Regions from separate parts of the Homo sapiens genome. Here region 2 is linked to region 1. A link is a contact called in ENCODE Hi-C data. All regions are on one chromosome and are shown on one strand. Each heading gives the region's core, a stretch centred on a gene start or an enhancer-like site at or near the end of the contact. The rest is flanking DNA. Distances are from core to core; before and after follow the strand shown.

Region 1 (4,236 bases), core at 941-3,440:
TGCTCACTGACCTTGCAGAAGAGCTGCCTCGAAAAGTATGGCTAAGAGACCAAGGAGAGTCAGCTGTCATACACGGGTCGTAAGACAAGAGATTGGCAGCACCAGCTGTGTGGAGTCCATTCTTTGTATACAAAAGGCAAAGGAGTAGTGTTGCTCCCAAGAGACAGACTTGCCAGGCTTAACAAGAACATCAGTTCCAACAAAAGCCACTCCCTAATCCATGCAAACAAACACTGTCAAAGCCAGGCCCACAAGGGCAGGCCTTTGGATCTAAAAAATTACTAGACAACAGCGAGCATGGCTTGTGATAAGGCCTTTTGGCTGACAGCCAGCAATCCTGGCCTTTTGGGGCTTCATACAGGCCTTCGAGCTACCTGCTATCTCAAGAAAATGGGTGGAGGGGAGTCCAGGTGAGGAGATGAAATGTCACAGCATGTCTCTGAGTCATCTCTCACGTCTCCCAAACATTAAATCGCCAAGTGGCAGAACCTGAGCTCCTACTGAGAAGCCAGGGTTAACGTAAATTTATCAACAACTATAATTTACTAAACACAAAAATAAGCGTTTAGAATGGCTTCCTCTAGGCAGTGGAACCGTGGCTGGAGACAGAAGTAGGGCAAATGACTACTGACGATTGCTTTTTAAATAAACCCTTTGGCATGGTTTAATTTTTTTTAAGACTTCACTGAAGGTGGAGAGTTTACAATTGGATAGAGAAAGTTGTTATATGATTTTGATATTGGACTGGAATTTTCATAACTCAAATAAGATTACTTTGGGTCTAAAAGTAACTAGAAAAATTTTTATTATCTGAGAGTGACGAAAGAAGTTGTAAGAATATGCCTGAGATGGTCAGTGGGAAAAGAACAGTTTCCCTCTCCTGATACTCCTCTGAATTCAGCTCTCTCAATATAATGGCACACATAGGAAGTGTGCTGAGAAAGAATCGCTTAGAATTGAGTTCTGCTGGTTGGTGGAACCAGGATTTCGACAAATCTGAATGTAGGGGTAGTCGTGGTTTCTAAGAGTTGAGTAAGCTCTTTTGTTCCATGAAAGTGTTGCCTGCTTGTAGGTTGGTTTGCATAATGCTGCAGTACCAAACTAAAATTCTTCTCATTTGGAAGTGTGAATCCATATCTCAGAATCAGTAGTGAAACAGACCATCCTGGTGGATTTGCAAAGCAGGACTTGGCTAAAACCTTGAATTCATTATCTGTCCATAAAGAAGATATGAGGTCAAAGAATAGAGATGGGAAGAGAGGTCAAGTGAGGATCCTTTGGAGAGATCTGCTGAACCCGCAACCAAAGGAGGTGGTGTGAGGGGCCTGCTTCTAACCTCAAGCTTACCAAAGAGGGCCTCTGAGGGACCACTCAGGGAGCTTGCAGTCCAAGGGATGCAGTGCACTGCTGTTTGATTCCCATCCAAGAAATCTGGAGGCACAATGGTGCCTTTCAGGTGTGGCAAATTCTGAAGGCTGATTTTTTTTTTCTTGTGGAGCCCTTTCAAAGTTTCCTCAAGCAATGCCTCCCCTCCAGCGGACTCCTGACGACAACCCCCTCAACTTACGCATCTGACAGTGAGGCCCCAATCCCCTTCTGCTGAGCTCTCACCTTCGAGAGGAAGTGTCTTAAGGAGAATTTTTTTCCAAGTAGCCAACTCCCTACCACTGACCCGCTTGGCCCAGGAAAAACTCAGTCATCATTGCCCTCTTGTCATCATATGGACAATTTGTTCGTAAGTCTAATTCAACCAACGAGACAGAAACTGCAAAGCTTAAACAGCTCAGTCGCCAGCCATAAATAAAACAGTGCCAGGAGAGAATAATTTTTCAACTATAAGGAGACCAAGACAAGGGAATAATTTACATTTCTGGTTTGCGTGAGTGGAGCTGCGAAAATAGCCCATCATATGTACATCACTATATTTTAACAAATTTCCTATTGGTAGACGGCTAGACTGCGACAGGAATTAACAGGAATTCCTACAAAACAAACCGGACTCAAGCCGGGCGCTGAACCTGGATGCTGACGGAGACGGGAAGAGAACACCCGCCCCGCAGACCTCGGCGCCTGCGCCGGCTCTGCACCGGCTCTCCGCGGCGCGCATGCGTTACGCCATTAGCGCTTTTCATGTGGCTCCTCCCCGGCCCCGGCGCGCTTACTGCGGGAAATGCAAAATTCCCTCCTCCTGCCCGCGGAGCCGGTTTCAAGAGAGCGAGCGGTGGGTTCTGGAACCACCCTGTCCTGCCGGAAGCGTACGCTCCCCCGCCTACCTGGGGACTGGGCGGGGCTCCAGGGAGAGAGGCCAGGCCTCCGCAGCCCCACCAGCTCCGGCCAGGTGCGTGGTATTCGAGAGTAGATTTGTTGTGAGGGTTAAAGTACTTAAAGTTCCTTGCCTTAAATAAAGAGCATAATAAATTGTGGCTGTTGTTACCTGCTTCCGTCACTTCTGGCGCCTGAGATTTGGTTCTTCCTCTCCAGGATTAATTTTGTTTGCTCAGTCTTCTTCCACCTGCTCAAGAATTTTAACCAGTTGCCACACCTGCGGCCTTCGCTTTACCCCTTCTTGGCTGGGCCTTCTCCTTCAGCTCATCTCCCCCATCATTTACAAATACCCTCCTGTTTTCTGTGCTCTGTCCCTACCTACCTCTCCTGTCCCCATCTCATGAGCGTTATCAAAGGTTATCACATTTGTCTCTTCTCCTCCCACCCCATCTCCCCAACTCACTGGAATCTGGCTGCTTCTACCCACTCCACTCAAACTGCTCTCAGCAAGGTCCTCAGCGACCTTGTCATGCACCCCAATGAACACTTTTCCATGCTGCTCTCTCTGCAGCTCCTGACACATCTATCTGAAACTGCTGCAAATCCCTCTGTCATCCACAATGCTCACACTCCCGGTTTTCCAAACTCTCTGATCACTATATTTGCCAGAAGTGTGTCTTCCTTCCCCTGCCCATTTCTGTTGGCTCCCACACACATGCTTCCTGGTTAGTTGTTTTTTTTTCACACTCCACACTTTTATGGGGTGAAGATCTCCTTAATGCCATTGTTTTTGCCTTGCTGATGACTCCCAAATCTGTACCTCTAGTCTAGATCTTTCCTCTGAGCTTCAAACTCCTGGCTATCCCACAGGCACCTCAGACTTAGCACCCCCAAAACATATCTTTTCCAGCAAACCTGCTTCAACTTCTGTACACTTTCTTCTTTGTCCCTCTTCTCACTGGATAACATCATGTGCTGTCTCAAGCCAGAAATCCAGGAGCCACCTTAGACTCCTCCCTCTCCATCATGCCCAGCTGTGGGCTGGCTTCCCTAGGAAACAGACTCAGAGATATTGTAGGTGGCTTATTGAGTGATGCTCTCATGAACAGCACCTGTGAGGGCTGAAGGATGAAGGACAGAGACAAGGAGTTGAACACTTAGTGAGGTTTAAACCGGGGCCTCAGCCAATGCTATGGCAAGCTCTGGACCCAGGAAGGTCCTTCAGAGCTGTTCCACGCTGAAGCCAGAAGCCACACACATATCCCTCAGTCAACCCGTCACTCAATGTGGGCTGCTCTCAGGAGGGGGCATGACCTTGGGTGAGGTGGCTTTCTCTGCTGAGGGCAATTCCTGGAGACAGACTTGGGCGAGAGCCATCAGCCGTCAAAACTCCCAGCATCTGGAGGGATGAGTGCCAAGTCTTAGAGGGAATGTGATTGTCACCATAGAACCCACTACATCCCTCATACTCGGTCACCAAGTGTTTTATCTATTTCTACATTTTAACTTTCAAATAAAATCCCTCCCTTTTCAGACTACTCTATCTGAGGCACCATGGCAGGGACAGAGCAATGGGCTGAGCAGACACGGTGCCAGTGCTCAAGAGGTTTACAATCTAGCTGAGTGAATAACCACCTAAATATATATTTTTAAACTACAATAAGTGTTCTTATTGTGTAACAGGGGAGGCTTTCCCTGTCAGGGAGTGACGTAGAGGCAGGGAAAGCTTTCCTGAAGAAGTATCATTTTCAATGGAATCTGAAAGATGAATAGAAGTTAACTAGGTGTATTCTTAGTTGGTTGGGAGGGGAGTGGGAAGAGTGTGGACAGGCAAATGGAATTGCCTATGCAAAGGTCCTAAGACAGGTGGGATAAGGCATTGGAGGACCTGAGAGGCCAGTCTCTGGAATGCAGAAACTGAGGAGGAAGAATAAGAGATGAGGATGAAGTTAGGCACGCAGGAGCCAGATC
Region 2 (4,236 bases), core at 988-3,487, 490 kb after region 1:
TTTGAGTTAATGCATATGCTAAATATCATCATTTGATCATTACACAATCTATACATGTATTATAACATCACACTCCACCCCCATAAACACATACAATTAGTATGTATCAATTAAAACTAAAACAAACAAACAAACAAACAAACAAACAAACAAAAAAGACACCAGATAAATGCCTGGGTTGTTTTGGGCATGAAACTAAGCTACTGTTTTAGTTTGCAATACTTCGACATATATTTTAATCTTGGATACGCTGGAACCCAGAAAGACTTCCTAGCTTTTCAGCAATTTACTTCGCTGGTAAAAAGCAAGAAAGGTCATTGCTCTGGAAATTTGAAAGAGCCTTACAGATGTATTCAGGTTGTGTGTAACTCCTAGAGGAGGCAGATATTCTTTTTCAGAACTTTTTTGAAGATGGAGGCAAATTTTGCATTGGATTCAACACATATAATAACAGAAGCCCTTATGCACAAGACTCTGTGTAGTACAACAGTATATTCTTTGTACTAGAGCCTTCAATATCTAATCTAGAAGATTCCAAAGATTCTATCACTGTATTTATAGATAAAGATTTATTTAAACTGAAACTCATTAACAGAACTAAAATGTAGTATAAGAGCATGTTCCTTTTATCAGTTTGAGTCCTTCTGGAGTCAGTGATACTTATAGAGAATATGCCATAATGAGACTAGTCTCTAGTTGTCTTTCATGATTAAAGGGCAGTCTCTACTGGCATCTTGTTAGGTTAAGCAAAGATAGTAGTAGCTAGTATTAGCAAGATAACAGTAATTCATTTACACTTTCTGCCTAGAGAGACATTCCTCCTTAGAAGCTTTAGTAAAGGAGAGGATTAGGAACTATGGTCACAAGAGTAAGTGCTGAGAAACAGAGGCCATCTCACATTCTGGGATAATCCTAACTCGAGCTTATCCAACCTGTGGCCTGTGGGCCACATGTAGCCCAGGAAGGCTTTTAATGCTGCCCAACACAAATTTATAATTTTTCTTAAAACATTATGAGATTTTTTTTTTTGCGATTTTTTTTTTTTTTAGCTCATCAGCTATTGTTAGTGTTAGTGTATTTTATGTGTAGCCCAAGACAATTCTTCTTCCAATACCCAGGAAAGCCAAAAGCTTGAACACCCCTGTCCTAATTGATTAGGCTCCTCAGGGTCAAAGCAGAGTCAGCATCATGGGGTTAATAGGCAACTCACCTTCAAGGACACAGAACTTTAGGTCAATCCTGTCATCTTCCTAAGTCTTATATAAGATACAGGGAAACTTCAAGCCTTCTCTTTGTTCCCTGACATACATTGTTTCTTTGTAACCGATATATGTATTTCCCAGAAGAGAAGATGTTATTGGGTTATGTCACCACAATCCAATATTTTGTGCCTATAAGGCAAAATTTGTCTATTTGAGGAAATTGAAAGTATATATCCCCCGGCTGGGCGTGGTGGCTCATGCCTGTAATCCCAGCACTTTGGGAGGCTGAGGCGGGTGGATCACCTGAGGTCAGGAGTTCGAGACCAGTCTGGCCAACATAGCAAAACCCTGTCTCTACTAAAAATACAAAAATTAGCTGAGCATGGTGGCATGTACCTGTGGTCCCAGGTACTCGGGAGGCTGAAGCAGGAGAATCACTTGAACCCGGAAGGCAGAGATTGCACCACTGCACTCCAGCCTGGGTGACAGAGTGAGACTCTGTCTCAAAAAAAGAAAGAAAGAAAGAAAGAAAGTATATATCCCCTAAATGATTAGAAAAAGCAGCATTCAACCTCACTTAGGTCCTGTCTTGAGTAGCTCTAGGGGGACAGTGGCTTCATGGCTAGTTTCTGAATAATGAGGGTACCATTAGGTTCTGGGCTTCCTGGCCAGTAACTGAGCGAGGTCTGTGCCTTTATCTATCCACCCTACTCTCTTCCTTAGTTTCCTCACTTATAACATTCAGCTAATACTTGTCCAATCTACACCGCAACTTGTTTGATGATCCAATAAAACAATGTATTGTTTGGAAATATTTGGTAATTGTAACATGTTGTACAAACGTAGAGCTTATGATGTAAACTAATATTCACTGGATGGCAGTGCATTTAAATTTGCATTCCTGTCAGGAACAGTTAATATAGAAAGCAGCTGGCTACTGTGCTGTGTTGTGCTAATTATTCTGGCAACTGTGGAGATGGCCTCTAATCCATGACCAATTGGTGCTTGCTCAACGTGGCTGGCATTCTGCCTGTGCTCTGTCTCAACACAGTCCAGAAAGCTGAGCTGGAAGCATGACTGGAAAGCCACTGCTCTACCGCATTCAGTTATTTTAAGGCTTGTGGAAGCATAAGAGTACATATGGTTAATGGGCTGGTATGTGCAGAAACCAGAGCGCCAACTCTAGCAGTTAGAGGAAATGACTGTCACTTGCAGTTATAGTTGTGCTAGTCCGCACAATAGCTACAGCAACACAATGCCCAATACAAGTAACAAGAGTAGTCTCTATTTGTATCTTATTTGCTTGTTCTAAAATGTTATATTTGCATGGCATCCAAGATGTATTTATTTCATCTGATTTCACCCACTTCTTACTTTACATATTTTATACTGTTACAATCTTGGGAAGGCATTTTGCTGTCATTAAAAAATCTCTGCTTATTGTTATAGAGTGACAACATGGGAACAATGGAAAGAACATAGGATTCATCATCAGATAATTTGGTTTGAGGCTCAACTTTGCCAGTTATTAACTGTGCAACTAAATTTCTCAACTTCTGAGTCTCAGTGTCCTAACATGCAAAATGAGAATAATAATAACATGAGACATACTGTATTTTGAGAGGACTTGAGATTTTATAAAATATTTCTATAACTTATAATTTGTGCAGGTATGTTAAAATATCATTTTCACTCACTGCTATTTCAAAATTATCATAGCTGTAAGACTTGCCCCAACACCTTGCTATTTAATACATTCATAAAAAATTATGGCAGAATATTGTTATGTCTCAACTTAAAAATATTTGATATTTCAATATAACTGGTTTCCTTTGTAATCCTCTATATTGCATTTCAGCTCTTAAAAATATACATATATTTTTGTTCTGAGGAGTCCAGAAGCTTACCAGATTGCCAGAAGGGCCCATAGCACAAAAATGTTAAGAAAAATCCCATCTAGATAATCATTCATTTCATCATGCAAGGTTCACACCTAATCGGTTCTTTCTTTCTTATCTTTCTCATTCCTATTTATTTATACATATGAAAGTGCACGTGTGTACAAAAATATCTACCCATACATTGAGGTCCCATACTTTAGCAGTTAAAAGAATGGACTCTGGAATCAGACTTCTTGGCTTTAATCTCAGTTCTGATACTTCTTAGACAAGTTACTTAACCTCTCTGCATCTCAATTTCCTTATTTAAAAATGAGGGTAATACTAATACCCCAAACTCTTCATATTATTTCACTGTTAAGTTAATGAGTTGCCAAACAATACAGTGGCTGGCACATAAAACATAACTTTATAAATGTTAGCTAATTTTATTACTATTGTTAGGATGGATGCATAAACATTTAAGTATATTTATAAACACATTTGCATGTAGGCAAGCATTTTAAAAACATTTAATGACTCTAGCTTTTAAGGTAGGGATTGAGGTAAGGGAAGAAGTAACCTGAAATAGTACCTCTACTCTGTCATTTATGAGGCTCACTTCCGTATCTAAATACTGTGTCAGAAGATGTTAAAAACAAGTAGAGGCCGGGCGCAGTGGCTCAGGCTTGTAATCCCAGCACTTCGGGAGGCCGAGGCGGGCGGATCACTTGAGGTCGGGAGTTCGAGACCAGCCTGACCAACATGGAGAAACCCCGTCTCTACTAAAAATACAACAAATTAGCCGGGCATGGTGGCACATGCCTGTAATCCCAGTTACTTGGGAGGCTGAGGCAGGAGAATCACTTGAACCAGGGAGGCAGAGGTTGTGGTGAGCCGAGATCACGCCATTGCACTCCAGCCTGGGCAACAAGAGTGAAACTCCATCTCAAAAATAAATAAATAAATAAACAAGTAGAGGAAATGATTTAGAGAGATTATGCTGCTCAGAACATGGACAGTGAAACAAAAGTTGTAGTAGAATCAGAATGGTGCTTCCTGGTCACGATACCACTGCAAGCGACCTCAAATATTATTGGCAGTAATGACAACATTGATCATTACACACCATGCATATTTACAAATTATTTTGTTTA

Evidence for each region. A loop is a pair of places that touch in the nucleus more often than their neighbours do. Pooled maps may share reads with other maps.
Region 2: a loop to region 1 is called in a pooled map, with 2.9 times the contacts of the local background. The contact joins two enhancer-like sites. A Hi-C loop is called at or near these places in 3 of 168 maps with a recorded cell type or tissue (CD4-positive, alpha-beta T cell, IMR-90 and gastrocnemius medialis), 1 of 37 single-sample maps with no recorded cell type and 7 of 50 pooled maps.

What each region holds. Positions count from the first base shown.
Region 1 is chr9:100,596,790-100,601,025 of GRCh38, reverse strand. No RefSeq gene overlaps it. Among named protein-coding and RNA genes, the nearest start is that of CAVIN4, 21 kb to the right of the region's middle. RefSeq lists an enhancer at 1,985-2,279. Within about 2 kb of position 2,190, at least 17 of the 41 ENCODE cell types and tissues checked have a DNase peak (open chromatin) inside an H3K27ac peak, as active enhancers do.
Region 2 is chr9:100,109,477-100,113,712 of GRCh38, reverse strand. The region is part of intron 2 of INVS (inversin); the gene reads right to left. Among named protein-coding and RNA genes, the nearest start is that of INVS, 12 kb to the right of the region's middle. Within about 2 kb of position 2,237, at least 10 of the 41 ENCODE cell types and tissues checked have a DNase peak (open chromatin) inside an H3K27ac peak, as active enhancers do.